Regions from separate parts of the Homo sapiens genome. Here region 1 is linked to region 2. Evidence: read pairs that join two places in POLR2A ChIA-PET (ENCODE). Cell type or tissue: PC-9. All regions are shown on one strand. Each heading gives the region's core, and the rest is flanking DNA. Links, peaks and the distances in the headings are about the cores only.

Region 1 (5,387 bases), core at 218-5,217, 1.2 Mb before region 2:
GCAACAAGGGCAAAACTCTGTCTCAAAAAAATAAAATAAAAATAAATAAATTCCCCAGTCTAAGGTAATTTGTTATAGCAGCCAAAGTAGACTAAGACAATCTCCAAGGCAAATCAGCAAGCTCAGCTGCTGATAGAGTCACCATCCATAGGGAGAATGCAGCTTTAGAACTGGAGCCCTACAGAGCCAATAAAAGAAAACAGAAACAGAATAGTTCCTCATTTGTCAGAGGGGCCTCTTTCCAGTTTTCTTTTTAAAGATAGAGATACATCTTGGTGTTCCTTTTGCAACATTCCAGAATTTTTCTTGCTTTGAGATAGTAGAGAGAAAAATATACGAAACTCACCATTTTGTTGGTCTTTGAGTTTTAATTTCTTACCCAATTTATCTTCTATTATTTTCTTTATTACCTTTATTATTTATTTTACTAATCTCAGTTATTTGTTTTGTAATGCCCAACCTTGTTTTTTCCTTATTCACCTGGCCTTGTTCCTCCCTTAGCTAAGAGAACCAGACAAACTCCATCTTGGCTCTTTCATTGGCAGCCCCTTCCTCAAGGACTTAACTTGTGCAAGCTGACTCCCAGCACATCCAAGAATGCAATTAACTGATAAGATACTGTGGCAAGCTATATCCGCAGTCCACAAGAATTCGTCTGATTGATAACGCCCAAAGCCCCGCGTCTATCACCTTGTAATAGTCTTAAAGCCCCTGCACCTGGAAATGTTTACTTTCCTGTAACCATTTATTCTTTTAACTTTTTTGACTACTTAACCTCTGTAAAATTGTTTTAACTAGCCCCCCCCTCGCCTCCCCTTCCTAAACCAAGGTATAAAAGTTAATCAAGCCCCTTCCTCGGGGCCAAGAGAATTTTGAGCATTAGCCGTCTCTTGGTCACCAGCTAATAAAGGACTCTTAATTCGTCTCAAAGTGTGGCGTTTTCTCTAACTCGGTCAGGTACAACAGTTTCATGTATTCTCCCCAGAATTTTTGTTGTATTCTCTGGGAGAAATAGCATGGAATATGTTTATGCCATCTTTTTTTTTTTTTTTTTTTGAGACGGGGTCTCACTCTGTCACCCTGCTGGAGTGCAGTGGCATGATTTGGTTTGCTGCAGCCTCTACATCCTGGGCTCAAGTGATCCTCCCACCTCAGCCTCCCAAATAACTGGGACTATAGCTGTGAACTACTATGCCTGGTTAATTTTTGTATTTTTTGTAGAGATGAGGGTTCACCATGTTACCCACTGGTCTTGACTCCTGCGTTCAAGTGATCTGCCCACTTTAGCCTCCCAAAGTTCTGGAATTACGGGCATGAGTCACCTCACCTGGCCTGTTTTATATATTTTAGGGAAGTAGAAGTTACAGGCTAAGTCATAAATCAATATATGGAGGTTATACATTGCTTTGGCCTAAAAAGGCAGACTATCTATACCTAAAGGATTATAAATCATGTTGCTATAAAGACACATGCACACGTATGTTTATTGCGGCACTATTCACAATAGCAAAGACTTGGAACCAACCCAAATGTCCAACAATGATAGACTGGATTAAGAAAATGTGGCATGTATACACCGTGGAATACTATGCAGCCATAAAAAATGATGAATTCATGTCCTTTGTAGGGACATGGATGAAGCTGGAAACCATCATTCTCAGCAAACTATCGCAAGGACAAAAAACCAAACACCGCATGTTCTCACTCATAGGTGGGAATTGAACAAAGAGAATACATGGACATAGGAAGGGGAACATCACACACTGGGGCCTGTTGTGGGGTGGGGGGAGTGGGGAGGGAAGCATTAGGAGATATACCTAATGTTTTTTTTTTTTTTTTTTTTTTTTTTTTTGAGACGGAGTCTCGCTCTGTCGCCCCGGCTGGAGTGCAGTGGCGGGATCTCGGCTCACTGCAAGCTCCGCCTCCCGGGTTCACGCCATTCTCCTGCCTCAGCCTCCCAAGTAGCTGGGACTACAGGCGTCCGCCACTACGCCCGGCTAATTTTTTGTATTTTTAGTAGAGACGGGGTTTCACCGTTTTAGCCGGGATGGTCTCGATCTCCTGACCTCGTGATCCACCCGCCTCGGCCTCCCAAAGTGCTGGGATTACAGGCGTGAGCCACCGCGCCCGGCCAAGATATACCTAATGTTAAATGACGAGTTAATGGTGCAGCACACCAGCATGGCACATGTATATATATGTAACAAACTGCACATTGTGCACCTGTACCCTAAAACTTAAAAGTATAATTTTTAAAAAAAAGGCAGAATATCTTGAAGTGGGGGCTTACAGGTCATAGGTGTCTTCAGAGATTCTTTAATTTGCAATTGATTAAAGGAGTAAAGCTTTGTCTAAAATTTGGGACCAGGTGCAGTGGCTCACACAAGTAATCCCAGTGCTGTGGGAGGTTGAGGTGGGAGACTCACTTGAGCCCAAGAGTTTGAGACCAACCTGGCCAACATTGCAAGATCCCATTTCTATTATTAAATAAATAAATAAAACAAAATGGTACAGCTGTTTTGAAAAACAGTTTGGCAGTTCCTCAAAGATTAAATGTACCAAATGGAAATAATTAAGATGACAGCCCAGGTGGGACAGCTCATGCCTGTAATCCCAGCACTTTGTTAGGCCAAGGCTGGCAGATCATTTGAGGCCTGGAGTTCAAGACCAACCTGGGCAACACAGCGAAACCCTGTCTCTACAAAAAATCCAAAAATTAGCCAGGCATGCTGGTGAGTGCCTGTAGTCCCAGCTACTTTGAAGACTGCGGTGGGAAGATCAGTTAACTCCAGGAGGTCAAGGATGTAGTGAGCCATGATTCTGCCACTGTACTCCAGCCTGGGCAACAGCGCAAGACCCTGTCTCAAAAAACAAAAAAATTTAAGAAGAAGATAACAAGGAAAAAAAATCTTAAAAAAGAATTAGGCTGGGTGTGGTGGCTCACATCTGTGATCCCAACACTTTGGGAGGCTGAGGTAGGAGGATCACTTGAGTCCAAAGGTTCAGGATCAACCTGGGCAACATAGTGAGACCCCATCTCTCTCTATTTTTTAAATTAAATTAATTTTTTTTTTTAAGGCAGAGTCTTTCTTTGTCACCTAGGCTGGAGTGCAGTGGCATGATCTTGGCTCACTGCCGCCTCCACCTCCTGGGCTCAAGTGATGCGCCCACCTCAGCCCCCAAGTAGCTGGAACTACTGGCTACTTTTTTTGGTATTTTTTTGTCAAGACAGGGTTTCATTATGTTGCCCAGGCTTGTCTTGAACTCCTGATCTGCCCGCTGTGGTCTCCCAAAGTGCTAGGATTACAGGTATGAGCCATGTTGCTTAGCCTCTATTTTTTAAATATTAAATTTTTTTTTTAAAAAAGGCCAGCCTGGGCAATATTGGGAGACCTTATCACTACTAAAAATAAAAAAAAATTAGGCAGGCATGGTGGCGCATAGCTGTAGGTCTAGCTACTTAAGAGGATGAAGCTGTAAGATCACTTGAGCCCAGGAGTTTGAGGTGGCAGTGAGCTATGAGATCATGCCACTGTACTCCAGCCTAGGCAACAGAGCCAGAACTTGCCTCTAAAAAAATAAATTTAAACATAATATTACCATATAACTCAGCATTCCTCTCCTACTTATATACGTGGAGGAATTGAAAACAAGGACTTGGCTGGGCACGGTGGCTCATTCCTGTAATTCCAGCACTTTGGGAGGCCAAGGTGGGAGTATCACTTGAGGTCAGGAGTTTGAGACCAGCATGGCCAATATGGCGAAACCCAGTCTTTACTAAAAATACAAAAATTAGCCAGGTGTAGTGGCATGTGTCTGTAGTCCTGGCTACTCGGAAGGCTGAGGCAGGAGAATCACTTGAACCCAGGAGGCAGAGGTTGCAGTGAGCCGAGATTGCACCACCACACTCCAGCCTGGGCAATAGAGCAAGACTCTGTCTCAAAAAAACAAAAAAACAAAACAAAACAAAAAAACACAAGGACTTAAACGAATAAGATACTTGTACATAAATGTTCATAGCAGCATTATTCATAACACCCAAAAGGTAGAAACAACTCAAATGTCTACTGATGGATGAAGGGATAAATAAAATGTGGTATATCCATAAAATGGGTTATTGTTCAGCCAGAAGAAGGAATAAGTTCTGATACAGATTACAATATGGATGAACCTTGAAAACATGGTGCTAAATGAAAGAAGTTAAATAAAAAAGGACAAATATTGTATGATAACACATATAAAATATCTAGAACAGGCAAATTCTTAGATCACAGAAAGTATATTAGAGGGAAGAGATGTGGTGAGTCATTGGGAAAAAATGAGAGTAAAGTCAATGAACAGAGCTGACACTGCTCAGTGGCAACACATTGTGAAGTCCTGCTATCCTGGGTGTAGGTGATATTAAATAGTTCTTGAATTAGATGCTAATTCTGCCCTCTAGAAGGGGGTTCCCAATTCATTGTTCTTTATGTTCCTTGATTTGACCTTCTGGGAGACAGTTCTTCCTTTATTATATTTTTTAGTTATATGTGAAGAGGGTATTGGAGAATATGCACTCTTTGGAGGCTAACCAGTATCCTGAGCTCATTTCCTGTGTATAGAGGGCTGTAGGCCAAAGAGACATGTTAAGTTTTGTCTAGGCTCTTGGCTCCTTTGGCAATACAATTATCTTATAAACATTACTGGTTTCTTATCTCTTAGATTCCAATCAGCTTCATTTGCCAATGGCCATAACACAGTTCTTTCCTTGACATATCTCCATTTATCTGTCTACTTAATTCTAGGTACCTTGAGCCTATCAAGCTTGGTGGGAGACCAACACCTTTATTCCCTGTTCATTTAGCCATTTCATCCAATTGAAAGGACTTACTAGGTGATATCTCAATCCATTTAGAGATTTTAAAGATAGGTATGACAGGGATAGGCTTGGTTTGATTTTTTAAAATTATTATTAAAGGCTTCCATTAGAAAAGTATTTGCCATTGTCAACTGTGCCAGTTCCTGAATTTCTATGTTGTCTTTATTCCTTTCCATTCCTGCTTACAAATTAGTAAATTATTTTTTGGCTATTTCTCTTTCATGAAGTGTCTTTCAAATACATCCAACATTAACCTACACATGCTATTAACATTTTGTTTTCTAGTCTCTTGCACTGGAGCTATAAACTTACTATGTTCATTATTTAACTTTTAAGTAATTGTAGGTCACAGTTTTATCAAATATTCCATAGTACACCATGGGTTATCATTCTTCCAGCTGCTAAAATCAGTTTGCTTGCCCCCATCACTTGGCCCCTAAGTCAAAGTCACAAAAGTCATGCTTTTGTTAAAATACACCCATCTCTGGCCATAAGTTTCTGTATTAATCAATATATGCTAGGTTTTGTC
Region 2 (5,387 bases), core at 146-5,145:
GAACAACACTACATTTTATTATTCTAACATTACAAATACTTTTGAGTATTTCTAGAATGTGATATACTTTTTCTGACTAAACAGCATTATCTCTTAGTTAAGATCCAATGCTACAATTTGACCCCTTCTGGCAAATTAAATATAATTATGCAAACTACTAGGATTTGGGCCTAATCTAATTAATACGGTACATATAAAGCAGATAATAATTTCCCTGGTGGAAAACTAGATTGTCTAATTTCATGTTTGAAATGTGGTTTAGAAAAACATTGTATTATGTAAGAAAGATTTCATTATCTTATGTATTCTGTTTACTCAGCCCCATAATGGACATGTTTAGAAAAATAAAGCCCAAACTGGAATCTTCAAATGATGACATCTTGTTTCGGAAATTTAAAATTAAAAAATAAGATATTCCATGAAACTAGAAAAAGAATAATTTCATTTAGAGAAGATTGCTTTTTCTCTAATAAAGTACAAACATAGCACTACTATAATTTTTCTCTTTATATAGCCACAAGCAGTACTGAATATGATTTAATGGAGATAATTCTGTTCATTTAAACATAAAAGTTTAAGGGCTTAAAATTGATCTAGATTAGATGCATGCCAATAAATTCCAATCACAAACTTTCTGGATGATATTTATAATCCTGAGATTGAGTGCACGCTTTTTAAAATGTCTGAATCCCATTAGCATTAATCAGTGCTGTATGTGTGCACTGAGCAGAAATCAAGAAAGAATTTTGTTTAGTGCCCCTTACCAAGAAAACAAAAGAAACTATCTGTTTCATATGGAAAAAAAACAGGTCTTTTTTTTGTTGCTTTTCTCATACAAAAGTGAATTCTATATGTAACTGAAGTCCTGGTTTAATAACACTGAATATTCGTTTTTCATCTAAAGGAAGTGCACATGGTGTAGTGAGACAAGGAGCTTTCTCAGGCCTGTGTCATTTCCAAGTGTGTGAACACAGTCTTTGCTCATTTGTTCCTTAGCTCCTCGGGGAGACTGCCAACAAGCAGGCCAGCTCTCAAGCTGTATTGTGCAAAGATTTCTAGCTCACAGGAGTTGGATTTTTTTTCCACAGGTAAAAATGTCAACGTCATAAAGCTGTCTAAACACATGTTGGAGAGCAACAACTTTTAGAAAGTAGTAGCCTGTGTTACTTATTTTTAGCAGAGAAACATCAGTCTGGTGGATAAAGAGAAAAAGTTCTGTTGAGAATTCTAATGCTATATTTTCTACTCTGCTTGTAAACCTGTAATGACAAATATATTCCTGAGAAATAAAGCAGTAGAAGCAGTGTTTGTGTTGTGAGTTTATGTTTATGTGCTATTAAACAAGCACAAATGTGAGTGATGCTAGCAGCTACTTTCATTGTGCCAGGGATTCCCCACTCATGGGCTACATACCTTTGAGATGGGGAAGGCGGCACAGAGTTGTAGTAAAGAAAGGAGGAGGGAGCAATAATCCTCATGTTCATGTGGAGTTTTAACTGAGTGGTATTAAAAATGCAACCATCGTAATGTGATATGGAAGGGCCCTCAAATATTTTCTATTAAGAACAAAAATAAATCATCTCATATCTTAGATTTGCTTCAGAATAATCTGAAGTGGGATGAGTAAGTAAAGCACAGATAAAATAAGGTGGGTCATGAGATGATAATTGTTAAAGCTGGGTGATGGATACATGGAGGTTTGTTAAACAGTCTCTAACTTAGGATTTTTTTTTTTATTTTCCAAAATAATAAGCTTAAAAATATTATGCTTAGAAAGGTTGGAGACCACTGCTTTTATACTAAACTATCAAGTAATTTTGCTTAAAAATTCTTGCACTGGGTACCCAATTGATGACAAATATGAGAGTAGTCAAGTTGTTAAAGCAAATATTAAAGTGGGTTACGGAATGCTACATAAGAGATACAATTCAATATTCTTACTATAGGGGTGCCCAGATCTAGTTTTTACACTTAATCTAATTTTTATCTCACATCAAATATTGGAAAGAAAAAACATAGCATTTGTGTACCCACAATGGATTATAAGATCTATTGACTGAGAAAAGCCTAAAAATTAATATGCATTTATCACAATTACCTGTTATGCCCTTTTTCCTTTTTCCCTCTCTTCCTGTCTCTATTTTTCTCTAATCCAGTGCTATTTACCTTAAGTTTGAAGATAATGACCTATTTCATAATTTAAGTGGCAAACACAAATTAGAATACATCCTTTTGGGCTATTACTCACAACCACTTCGTCTGCGACAACTGTTCTACTTTTCTTTAGCCTTGGCAAGCTATTCAGAACAACATTTCCTTCTTTTCATTCTTATGCAGGGTGATTGTTTGGTGCTGATACAACATTGACTTTTCCCATAATTTAGCTTAGAGTGTTTTACACTGGGGAGTTCCAATGTGTTTAAATTGTAAAACTTTTTCCGAGCATTTTTGTAGCAGAACTCCATGTTCTAATAGCCCCGGCAAAGTTGTTTTTAATACTTTTTCTCTACGAATTTTCATTAAAATTTAATTCCATTTTAACTTTGTCAATTTTCCCCAAAGATAAATTAAGACACACAGAGAGATTGTCATTTCCTGTTTGAAGTCTCATTCCTGTGTACAATGTCAGTCTTTTTTATTTAGGCCTATGCCATTCCATCAGGGTAAATAACTTTCTAACTAGTCATTTAAGAGCAACTCCCGGGAAACTGTGATGCAATCCCACATATCAGCCAGGTGAGTTACGTTGGGATCAAAGATTATGTGATCGCATGTATGTGTGTTTCTTTGTCATATAAGTTATACTCTGGCTTATCACTGCGTGATAACTTTACATCAACTTCCCACATTCTTATCTTTTGAATGATATGTATGGTGAGCTGACCAGTGGGTTTTAAGATGTAGTAGCAGAAGAATCCAACAGAAAACTGTGGAGATTTTAGCTGAGATAGGAATTTTTAGGTTGGTCATATTCGCTTTGGGGATGAATTGCCATGATTTTGTGCTCTCAAGGTATTGTCTTCTGCTTTCTTCAGTAGGTTTTGGAGATACTTTCAGAAATGTCTGCATTTCTTGTGAAAATACTAGAGCTAGTGATGTGTTCCTGTAGCATAGCGGGCTTTAATTTTTCCTGCTCACATACAGCCTAATAGAATTTTGAAAAATATGGTGTGTCCCCCTTGCACATTGTTAACAGCTGAAAACTTTTCTTATACGTTCAAATAGTCACAGAGGATGTGATTTCCCTGGTGTTGTAAATATTCTCCTTAAAAATATAACTGTTACATCACTTTTTAAGTAATAACTAATGTAATCTAAATGTTATGGCAATTCAATACCCCTACTATCCATTTAAAAACACATTATACATATTATTAAGCTTTCTTTAATAGATATTTACATCATTTTTTTCCTTAAACTCATGTTTCCATTCCACTTTGCCAAGGAATTTTGTTCCAATATATGTTTATGCTTGAACAAATTGATGACCCTATGTTTCACTTCAACAAAAATATTTATATAAATAAAAATTTGTGTAAATTTACTTCCCTGTAATCATAACACCCAAACTTCTAGAGGGCTCACATTACAATTATTAGCAGTATATAATTGATCCAAATGATTTTAAACATTGACAAAAAGAGTTAATGTAAGTAAATGTTTACTAAGAAGTAAATGTAATTTTACTAGAAATACATCTGTTAATGAGATAAATGTGCAGGGAATTGGGCTTTTTAATTTTTTAAAATTCTGCTTCTTTTATTTTCTGTTGTTTTAGGGCTTGTTTTGCCTGACAATCGGTTTGTGTGTATTTATTGCTGAATAGTTATTGCTTATTGCTGGAACGAGATAATTTCAGCATTGATATAGTCCGTATTTTATATTGTTATACATGCATGTCCTGAGAAGTCTTACCATATACATAAGTAGATGGCACTGAAGAAAGGCTTTTTTTGTGTGTTTATTTTGGAGATGAAATTTTACTTAAACTCTTTGAATTGCTTCTGAGCTATATATCCAAAGTCACTCAGCAATCTTTTATTAAAAAATAATCTGGAGGCCAGGCGTGGTGGCTCACGCCTGTAATCCCCGCACTTTGGGAGGCCGAGGCGGGTGGATCACGAGGTCAGGAGATCAAGACCATCCTGGCTAACAGGATGAAACCCCGACTCTACTAAAAATACAAAAAATTAGCTGAGTGTGGTGGCGGGCGCCTGTAGTCCCAGCTACTCGGGAGGCTGCGGCAGGAGAATCTCTTGAACCTGGGAGGCAGAGGTTGCAGTGAGCCGAGATCGTGCCACTGCACTCCAGCCTGGATGACAGAGTGAGACTCTGTCTTAAAATAATAACAATTTGGAGATCTATCAGTGCACAACTTCATGAAGTCTCACACTTGGCTACTACTTCCTACTGCCTTTCTTCTAGAACCTCTTAAGTGAGAAACAGATCTTAAAACTTTCACCAAGACCTCCCAGGCCCCATGCTCCTCTCAGCCTGAATGCAGTTCGTTTCACTGCTTCTTCTCTGAGTAGTGCCAGTCGGCAGGTCGTCAGCAAGCAACACATTCACAGACTGGCTCCTCTAACTGGAGAGGGGATCCTGCCCTGAGACAGAGCCATGGGTGCTTCTCAGTAACTAGATGAGTGGAAGCCAAGCCCCAGATGCTGTCCTACAATGGCATCACATTCCTCTGCCCTATTCTCATCTGTTAAATATGGATTACTATTAATAGCAACCTCTTAGGGTTAACTCAATGTTCCATTGAGTTGCTATACGTAAAACTTTAAAATATTACACAAATGTTAGTAGCCCCATGTTGAGGATGTTTGAACATGATCTGTCCCAATCTTGATCTCCTCATTACATAAACCGGATCTGCTCATAGAACATGATGCTAAGACACATGCAAAAATGTGGCCCAGCCATTTGGACCTGCATTTTATTCTCTAGCCACTTGGTTTCCCAGTTAATGAGCAAGGATCTCATTGACCACCTAGGTCCGCCTTGTTTAGATGAGCATTTGGACCCTGAGATGTTCTTACCTCAGCAGTGTTTTCTTCAGGTAACCTTTGATGCTTTCCCTCTTGTTCCACACATTATATAGTATGGGGCAAGAGACACTCCTGTCTTCTTTCTTGGCCTCTTTCAGGCTGAACTAAACCCAGACAAGCCTTCACTGGAGATGGGGAATTGGATAAATATGGACACAACTGGAGATACAATGATGAAGAGAATTTAAATAACTCAGTCTGTTCACTAAATAAATCTAGATAAAAATAAATACTTACAATAAGAAAGCTTAAGGGAAAGTGACAAAACAGATTTTAACAAGGTATGCAGCTTTCTTTGGGGTATTAATGGTTTATTTTTATTTTTATAAAAATATC

What was found. ChIA-PET counts read pairs that join two places held together with the same protein. Peaks named below come from ENCODE experiments on the same cell type or tissue, not always from the same donor. Only the 100,000 strongest peaks of a DNase experiment are listed, where the experiment ranks them.
Region 1: POLR2A ChIA-PET joins it to region 2 with 6 read pairs; 1 of 35 experiments calls an interaction of 5 or more read pairs at or near these places.

Annotation. Positions count from the first base shown.
Region 1 is chr1:99,958,862-99,964,248 of GRCh38, forward strand. All of the region lies in intron 1 of LOC124904230 (a long non-coding RNA gene), which reads right to left. Among named protein-coding and RNA genes, the nearest start is that of SLC35A3, 8.4 kb to the right of the region's middle. In PC-9, for the core only: no CTCF peak of the experiment used is centred there; a DNase peak (open chromatin) is centred at 4,340; H3K27ac peaks cover 1,259 bases.
Region 2 is chr1:101,148,173-101,153,559 of GRCh38, forward strand. LOC101928334 (a long non-coding RNA gene) reads left to right here and starts at 2,443. Exons shown (of 4, transcript XR_426738.4): 1 at 2,443-2,736. In PC-9, for the core only: no CTCF peak of the experiment used is centred there; a DNase peak (open chromatin) is centred at 2,699; H3K27ac peaks cover 1,191 bases.